2 separate regions of the Homo sapiens genome follow, and region 2 is linked to region 1. Evidence: read pairs that join two places in POLR2A ChIA-PET (ENCODE). Cell type or tissue: endothelial cell of umbilical vein. All regions are shown on one strand. Each heading gives the region's core, and the rest is flanking DNA. Links, peaks and the distances in the headings are about the cores only.

Region 1 (4,731 bases), core at 464-4,463:
GTGATCCACCCGCCTTGGCCTCCCAAAGTGCTGGGATTAAAGGCGTGAGCCACCATGCCCGGCCAGCTGAAGCTTTGCTTCTCACTCCTCCCAACTGTCTCTTCTGTGTCCCTTCTCTTGATACCAGCCTCCACTGTTATTATTAATATTCATTCAATTTTTTTTCTGAAAATTCCAATTTATCTGTATAGTGCTATGAGGAGCCCTAAGAATACAGTCAATCAATCAGACAGGCAATCTCTTCCTAATAACTTGTCCTAGTGTTTACTGGAGCGACTGAAGAGCTGAAACATACAGAAGGGGAAAGAAATGGGATTCCACCCCTGGACATTATTCCTTTAAGCTTCTTTGATTTTAATTGCTTTGCATGCACATTGAGGTAGAGTCCCAGTTGATTGAAACTTTTTTCATTTGCAGCTAGAAGTGAATGATTCAGGCTGCATTCCACCGAACATGCTCTTAATATTATGGAAAGACCCGGGGCTGAGGACATGCCTGGACATGATTAACAAAGTTGTGCATTTGTAAATTAGATGATTTCCAGGAAATATTTAAAACCTCCCTTTCTTCCTAAACACTTCAAAGAGGTGTCCTTGTTTATTTTCAACCTTTTACCCCCAACCTTTTTTTTAAAAAAGTAAATCCCTCCTCTCTCACAAAGTCTCTACAAAAGAAAGCCACTGTGATATGAAATCCATCCAAAGACATGAGTTCAACTAACGTCTCAACGAGCTTGCTTGGCTCTATATTTAGATGTGAGAGTAAACATCTGACTCTGGAGAAGGACTCATCCCAGAGACACCACTCCTGAACAGGAAAAAAGTCTAGGGGATGGAATTAAATTAGTTTAGCTCCCAAAAGAATAGTTAATAGAAACAGTCTCTAACCAGCTAACCACAAATATAGGATTTGCTCTTTACTCCTTGGAGAAGAAAATCCAGGGAGTGAGGCTGAAACAATCCTCTGTGCTGCCCAGAGGTAGGGCTCAAACACGGGACCAAATTGAGGACTGGCTAAAACAGGTCTGGAGTGGGAACAGCTTTCCATAAGACACACCCACTAATGTGCCATGTCAGTTTAGCATTGCCATGGCAACAACCTGACAACCAGAAGTTACCACCCTCATCCTAGAAATTTCTGCATAAACTGACCCTTAATTTGCATATAATTAAAATGGTATAAATATGAGTGCAGAATTGCTGCTGAGCTGATACTCTAGGCATGCTGAGTGCTCTAGGTACTCCTCAAGGAGCAGTACCTCTGCTGCTGCTGTGTACTGGCCATTTCAATCAAAGTCGCTGCTTAACACACTGGTGCACTCTCGAATTGTCTCCTATGAGGAGCCAAGAACCCTCTTGGGCTAAGCCTCAATTTTGGGGCTTGCTTGTCCTGCATCATAACTGCTAGCTCCCATATCTGTCCACTGGGTGGTATCTCAGAATCAGAGACTCTCAAGGTTGAATGGCAACATTTCTTCCAATTTCCACACCACTGCTCCATTTCCCTCCACAGCCAACTTTGTGTAAACATTAAGCACTTACACAAAAATTTTGTGACAACATGACAGAGATGCAGAACCAGGAGGTGCAGCCTCATACAGTAACATCCGATGGCTATGGGTTTAAGCTCGGCGCTAGCTTTCACCAGGTGTGTGATCTTGAGTCACTAGATTTCTTTGAGCCTCATTTTCCTCACACAATGATAATACCAAAGAATAAGAATACGCATATCCATTGAGCACTTACTATGTGCCAGTCCCTACACTGAGTGATTTACATTGATTAACTTATTCAAATTTCCCAAGAGCTTTATGAGGTGGATACTATATTATTTCCATTTATAGAGTAACACATGTGACTTGCCCACTAAGCTACACAGACACCAGGGCAACCTCTAGGAATCCAGGGTTTAATTTGATTTTAAAATAAAAACCAAATTATTAAAATAAAAACAAAAGTTTAAAAAAGTACTAAGCAAAGCCATCAATGACCACACATTGCAAGTGAGACAGACATCATAACTTGTCCCAGACAAGTTACAAAACAAACAAAACAGCAACAACAACCATTACAGGGAAAATACCAGAAATCAGAGTTTGATATAATAGCAAAACATCCAATTTTCAACAAAAAAGGAATTATAAGAGATTTAAAAAATAGGAAAGTGTGACCCACACTCAGGAAATAAAGCAGTTAATCAAAACTATTTTTTAATGCATTCAGATGTTGGATTTAGCAGACAAATGCTAGAGTTAGTTCAATAACTGAAATGAAAAGCTCACTAAAGGGACTCAATGGAAGATTCAAGATGGCAAAAGAATCAATGAACTTGTACATAGATTAAATAGAAATTATCCAGTCTGAAGAATAGAAAAAAAGTCAAAGAAAAATGAACCAAGACACCTGTGGGACAACTTCAAACATACCAATATACATGCAATGGGAGACCTAGAAGGAGTGGAGAAAGACAAAATAGGTGAAAAAAATTTGTAGAAAAAAATGACAGAAAATTTCCCAAACTTGATGTAAAACATTAATCTGCACATCCAAGGAACTCAACAGACCCCAAGTAGGATAAATACAAAGAGTTCTATACCTAGACACAGTATAATCAAACCTGTGAAAGACAAAGAGAAAGAAAAAAGTCTTGAAAGCAGCAAGAGAAAAACAATTCATTATGTACAAAGGCATTTCAATATGATTAATGGCTGCCTTCTCATTAGAAACAATGGAGACCAGAAGGCAATGTGATGACATAAAGTATTGAAAGCAAAAAGCAAAAAGAAAACATCAACCAAGAATTCCGTATCTAGCAAAACAATTCTTCAAAAATGCAAAAAAAAAGAACATTTCTGTATAAACAAAGACAGAGAACAAACTGTTTGCAGATTTACCTTATAAGAAATACTAAATGAGGCTGGGCATGGTGGCTCATGCCTGTAATCCCAGCACTTTGAGAAGCCAACGTGGGTGGATCATTTGAGGTCAGGAGTTCAAGACTAGCCTGGTCAACATGGTAAAACCCCACCTCTACCAAAAATACAAAAGTTAACCAGGCTTGGTGGCGTGCACCTGTAGTCTCAGCTACACAGGAGGCTGAGGCAAAATAATCACTTGAACCCAGGAGGCACAGGTTGCAGTGAGCCGAGTTATGCTGCTGCACTCCAGCCTGGGTGGCGAAGTGAGACTCTGTCTCAAAAAAAAAAAAAAAAAAAAAAAAAACTAAATGAAATCCTTCAGGCTGAAAGGAAATGATGGCAGATGGTAACTTGTGTCCACAGGAAGAAACGAAGAGCACCAAAAATTTTAAATATATGTACTAATATAAAAGATTGAATATATTTTTCTCATTTCTTAACTTTTTAAAAAGATGTGTAAGTTTGGATAAAGCATAAATTACAACACTGGGTTGTTGGGTTTATAACGTATATAAACATAATAAATATGAAAATAATAGTATGGAAGGGGGAAAGAATGGCGCTTTACGGGAGCAAACTTTCTGTTTTATAGGAATTAAGTTATTAATCTGAAGTAAATGGTGATAAATTAAAATGCATATTGTGAGCCCTAGGGAATCACAAAAAATGACTTTAAAAATACAGTTAAAAAATCAAAAGAAGAATTAAAATGGTACACTAAAATATACTTATTTAACACAAAAGAAGGCAATCAAAAAATAACAGAGGTACAAAAAAGAAGGCATATAGAAAACTAATAACAAAATGTCAAATGTAAACCCAGCCAAATCAATTAATTATATTAAATATGAATGATCTCAACACTCTTAAAGAAAGGCAGGGATTATCAGATTGGATTTTTAAAAAGTATACTTAAACTACAGTTGACCCTTGAACAATACAACTTTGAACTGTGTGGATTCACTTAAACATGAATTTTTTTCAATAAAAGTTATACCAAGTGTGCCTACCTCTCCTGCCTCCCCTTCCACCTCCTCCACCTCTGCCACCCCTCAGAAAGAAGACCAATCCCTCCTTTTCTCTTTCTTCTCATTCTATTCCACATGAAGATGACAAAGATAAAGATCTTTATGATGATCTGCTTCTACTTAATGAATAGTAAATATATTTTCCCTTCCTTATGGTTTTCTTTAAAAAATTTTCTTTTCTCCAGTTTACTTTATTATAAGAATACAGTATATATGTAACATACAGAATATGTGTTAATTGACTGTTTATGTTATTGGTAAGGAACCAAGTCAAAAGTAGGTTATTAGTATTTAACTTTGGGGGAAGTCCAAAGTTATGGGGGGTTGGCACCCCAATCCCCATGTTGTTCAAGGGCCAACTGCATAAACTATCTACAAAGGACACACTTTAGATTCAAAGACACAGACAAGTTTAAAGTTTAAAAAAATGGACAAAGCTATACCATGCATACAATAACTATACAATAGCTTGAGTGGCTGTATTAACAAGAGACACAACAGACTTTACAACAAGATCATTAGAGAGAGACATTTTAAAATTATAAAAGGGCCAATACATCAAGAAGATTTAAGAATTACATATGCATACGCACCTAAAAATAGACCTCCCAAATCCATAAAGCAACAACAGAATTGAAAAGAGAAATAGAGAATTCAACAATTATAGTTGGAGATTTCAATACCCTACTCTTGATAATTGATGGAACAGAATATTAGCAAGGATGCAGAAGACTCAATACAATCAAGCAACTTGACCTAACTGACATATATGGAATACTCTACCTA
Region 2 (4,731 bases), core at 253-4,252, 110 kb after region 1:
CTAAACTGTACACTTAAAAATGGTTAAGATGGGCCAGGCACGGTGGCTCACGCCTGCAATCCCAGCACTTTGGGAGGCCGAGGGGGGTGGATCACTTGAGGTCAGGAGTTTGAAACTAGCCTGGCCAACATGGTGAAACCTCGTCTTTACTAAAAATACAAAAATTAACCAGGCATGGTAGCGGGCACCTGTAATCCCATCTACCTGGGAGACTGAGGGACGAGAATCACTTGAACCCGGGAGGCAGAGGTTGCAGTGAGCTGAGATTGCACCACTGCACTCCAGCCTGAGCAATAGAGCGAGACTCAGTCTCAAAAAAAAAAAAAAAAAAAAAGTTAAGATGATAAATTTTATGTGCATTTTATTGCAATTTTTAAAAAATAAAGCTATGACATAAGAAACCATTAATCTATCATAATGAGCTTATGGGAGATTTTCACATAGCTATTCCCCAACATTCAACCTTCTTCTTCTATAAAGACAATCACTGATATGCCAGGCCTTTCTGTTCTTGCCAGTATCCAAGGGATAGGTTAATTACTCTGTACTACATTAAAATTGAGTATATTCCTAAATGTTGGGACTTAAGAAGCAGCAAGAATCCATAAAAACTTTTACTACTAGACCAAACCTCACTTCATTCCTAGGATGGTCCAATACCATCCCAATTGGCACTACAAGCACTTCAAATAATTTGAAGAGTGCTGACTCCCCTGAGTACTCTGCAGGACCAAAATCACTGAAATCATGGAGGAGGGGACAAGGGTTTAAAGCACAAGTCAAAAGAAAAATCTAATGGGGAGGGAGTTGCTGATCTCTTTCTCCTGATAGGACAGCCACAAGGAAAGATAAACGATAATAAGACAGTTCATGTGGATTAAAAATTATCCTTGGCAATTGGTAAGGCACTTTTAGCACATACCATTAGGCTTGGAAGAATGTACAACTAAGCATCAGGTGTGCTGGCTGACGCCTATAATCCCAGCACTTTCGGAGGCTGAGAGAGGTGGATCACTTGAAGTCAGGAGTTCAAGACCAGCCTGGCCAACATGGTGAAACCCCATCTCTACTAAAAATACAAAAATTAGCTGGGCATGGTGGCACACACCTGTAACCCAGCTACTTGGGAGGCTGAGTAGGAGAACTGCGTGAACAGAAGGTAGAGGCTGCAGTGAGCCAAGATCATGCCATTGCACTCCAGCCAGGACAACAGAGCGAGACTCAAAATAAAAAATAAAATGTAGGGCAGCCTCGGTGGCTCGCGCCTGCAATCCCAGCACTTTGGGAGGCCGAGGCGGGTGGATCACGAGGTCAGGAGATTGAGACCATCCTGGCTAACATGGTGAAACCCCACCTCTACTAAAAATACAAAAAAAAAAAATTAGCCAGGCATGGTGGTGGGCATCTGTAGTCCCAGCTACTCGGGAGGCTGAGGCAGGGGAATGGCATGAACCCGGGAGGTGGGGCTTGCAGTAAGCGAAGATCGCACCACTGTACTCCATCCTGGGTGACAGAGCAAGACTCCATCTCAAAAAAATAAATAAATAAAAATTTTAAAAAGTATAAACAATATATAGCTAGGACAGAATTTCCAAATATGAAGAAATCGCTGCTTTCTCATTTAAGAGTATTACTCCTCCCCTAGTTACCTTCTAAAAGACTAACCCCTTCCTTTAAAATATTTAATCAAGAGTAGGGCCGGGCACGGTGGCTCAAATCCCAGCACTTTGGGAGGCCGAGGTTGGTGGATCACAAGGTCAGGAGTTCGAGACCAGCCTGGCCAATGTGGTGAAACCTCGTCCCTACTAAAAACACAAAAATTAGCTGGGCGTGGTGGTGGGCGCCTGTAATCCCAGCTACTCGGGAGGCTGAGGCAGGAGAATCACTTGAAACTGGAAGGCGGAGGTTGCAGTGAGCCAAGATCGTACCGCTGCACTCCAGCCTGGGCAGTAAGAGTGAAACTCCATCTCAAAAAAAAAAGAAGAAAAAAAAAAAAAAAATTATATATATATATATATATATAATTTTTTTTTTAATCAAAGGTAAACATTTACCACATGCACTTTCCAGCAAACAAAACCAATTAACATTGAGTTTCATCAGAACTCACCAGGCTCATATAAACTATTGGCTGACACCGTGGAGGGTAAAGATTCTCTTCCATCATCAGAGCTCTGCTGAATTCCACTGTCATTACTTCTGACTGTTTTAAAGAAAAATTAACTAATGATTAAAGTTCATGCCATTTAGAAAACAATCTCCCACAAACAAGGTTTTAAAATGAGCTCTTACACATCAACATGAACTCAGGCACCACAAGGAGAATGCATTTAATATAATTTTAAGCCTTTTGAACACTTAGCTTATCGAGATATAAATCAATCATAAAACCTGAAAATAAACTTATTTTCAGAGTTTAACACATCTCATTACTCCATAATATGTCAGGGGTAGTAAAGAGCTTAATTTATTATATGACTGTAAGTAACGTGTAATTCTGAGACAATGGGTAACATCTAGAGAAATGGCCACACCGCACAATGACCACTGGCACAGACTTGGAATGCTCCACAAGAGTAGTACTTACTACTACGCAGTTTTGAAGAAGTATCAAAGTAGGAGAAGAGTGAATCTAGCTCATCAGGACAAAACAGAGACTCCCGCCTGGCCTCGTCGCTATTTACAGCAATCACTGGGGACATGCAAGTTAGCAAAGCACAAAGCAGGCCATAAGAAGGGAAAAGGGCAGGAAAAAACGTTACTGGGAAAAAATTTAGGAGGAAAAAATAGGAAGGAAATCAGGTAGTTAATCAGATACTTAGGGCTTTTGAAATGTCAGGTTTATAATTCCCATCTCCCCTTGCATTTTAAGCAGTTTTATTCCTTAGAATATACACATTACCTAGAAAGGTGAAATATTATGGCATTGTTTAAAGTTAACTATTTTAAAGACACAGAAATTCAGTTTTTCTTAGAATATGTAGAAGGGAACAGGTTTTTAACATTAAAAAAAACGACAATGGCTATTAGTTCAGGGATTATAAAAGTGATTTGAGCTTAAGAAAATAGCTATAGACACAGTAAGAAAGTTTGCCATACCTGAACTTTGGGCAGATGCTCTGACTTGGTCCCCTGGCCCAAATTTAGAAATGCTCAGCCTCTTTTCTTCAGAACTTTTAGAGACAAACTTTTTTTGCTGCTCAGGAGGTGATAATGATATAGAATATTTATCCACAAATTTCCTCTCCACATATTTTGCTCTGATATATGCCTCCTTCTCCTGTCTGACAGACATAAAAATGTCATGATGTTTTGCTTAATCTCTCAGCATGGCTAATACCACAACAAGCCATTATATACTGAACATATTCAAACAAAGTCACTGAATGTAATACTGGTTAAAACTGAATCTGTGACATTATACATATATATATTATGTTTCCCTTCCAAATACCTAATGAACTATGATTTCACACTCAAGTGAAATACAAACAGTAACCTAACTGAAAAATCACTAGTATTAACATGCTACTCTTCCCTTCTCTTAATTTCTGTGCTATTCATTTCTATACTGCCCTCATGCTTTTTGCAGAGTAGAAAACATCACCAGAAAAAAAAAAACTTAAAAATTTATAGAAAGTAACTTTATTTTCATGTTTACTCAAATAAATAATTTCACATACTGAACGAGCACTATTGATGGCTATTTTTCATAAGACTACTTTAAAACAACATATAGCATTATTAATTTAAGAAATAAAATAAACTTGTAACTTATGATACCATTATAAAATGCCATATCTGTTCTATACTTTTTACTTATATCCTCTTAAAAAGTTTAGGTCTTTGGTTAAAATAGAAGGCTATTTCAAGGTCTGAAATAACTCAGTCTTGTTTTAGTAAATAATTAAGATTCTGATTTAAATGGTATTGGTTTAGACAGCAATAACTTTCAAATACAATTGGTCATACATGAAGACTCAGACAGAAATCAGTATCAACAACAAAAATCATGTGCTTTGAAGGTACCAACTCTTAGCCACTTCATTCAATGAGCCCTCCTTATACAGAATTGGAAGAATAATTTCAAACACAGCAATCAAGTACTCTCCCCCTTTCAGAGGCACACTTTGCATCTTTAGTTCTTCAATATTATAATGCCATGCATAAACTATGTGATTAACAAATCTTTGCTAAATTAAGTATGAAAAATGTAAAATTATTCACTGTAGGTTAACAGAAACTTGATCCTTAGAGACAGTAATGAATAGATTATCCCTTTTTGAATGCTACCATGGACAGAACTTTGGTCTACTTTAACTGACTGTTAAGGGTTTCTACATTCCTATGCAGAGCCCTAATTTTTAAGATCTTTCTACTCTAAAGACTATAATTGATTATCTGTTCAATACAATATAATTATCTAATTAACATACCGAAGAAAGAGATAGCCAACATTCGAACAGAAGTGGTAATGACTGCTTCTAAACACTTTGTCTCAATGTTATATATCAATTACTACAGTGAAATAAAATCATAGCTATATTCCTAATTAGGGGGAAAAAACAACTGAAATAGTACCTTTGTCCTGGTTGGGGTTTCTTTATTCCCATTTTTTCCACATTAGCTTCATAAACTCGATTTATAACATCATTCCCCAACTCACACATAAGCTGTTTGGCAAAAAAAAATAGAAAAATAAGCTATACATTAAAGACCTTAAAATAAGCT

The links. ChIA-PET counts read pairs that join two places held together with the same protein. Peaks named below come from ENCODE experiments on the same cell type or tissue, not always from the same donor. Only the 100,000 strongest peaks of a DNase experiment are listed, where the experiment ranks them.
Region 2: POLR2A ChIA-PET joins it to region 1 with 7 read pairs; 2 of 35 experiments call an interaction of 5 or more read pairs at or near these places.

Annotation. Positions count from the first base shown.
Region 1 is chr3:195,187,299-195,192,029 of GRCh38, forward strand. The region is part of intron 2 of XXYLT1 (xyloside xylosyltransferase 1); the gene reads right to left. Among named protein-coding and RNA genes, the nearest start is that of XXYLT1-AS2, 42 kb to the left of the region's middle. RefSeq lists an enhancer at 362-877. In endothelial cell of umbilical vein, for the core only: a CTCF peak has its summit at 1,361; DNase peaks (open chromatin) are centred at 553 and 2,713; H3K27ac peaks cover 584 bases.
Region 2 is chr3:195,292,609-195,297,339 of GRCh38, forward strand. ACAP2 (ArfGAP with coiled-coil, ankyrin repeat and PH domains 2) reads right to left here. Exons shown (of 23, transcript NM_012287.6): 16 at 4,582-4,673; 17 at 3,100-3,284; 18 at 2,111-2,203. Among named protein-coding and RNA genes, the nearest start is that of XXYLT1, 24 kb to the left of the region's middle. In endothelial cell of umbilical vein, for the core only: no CTCF peak of the experiment used is centred there; no DNase peak of the experiment used is centred there.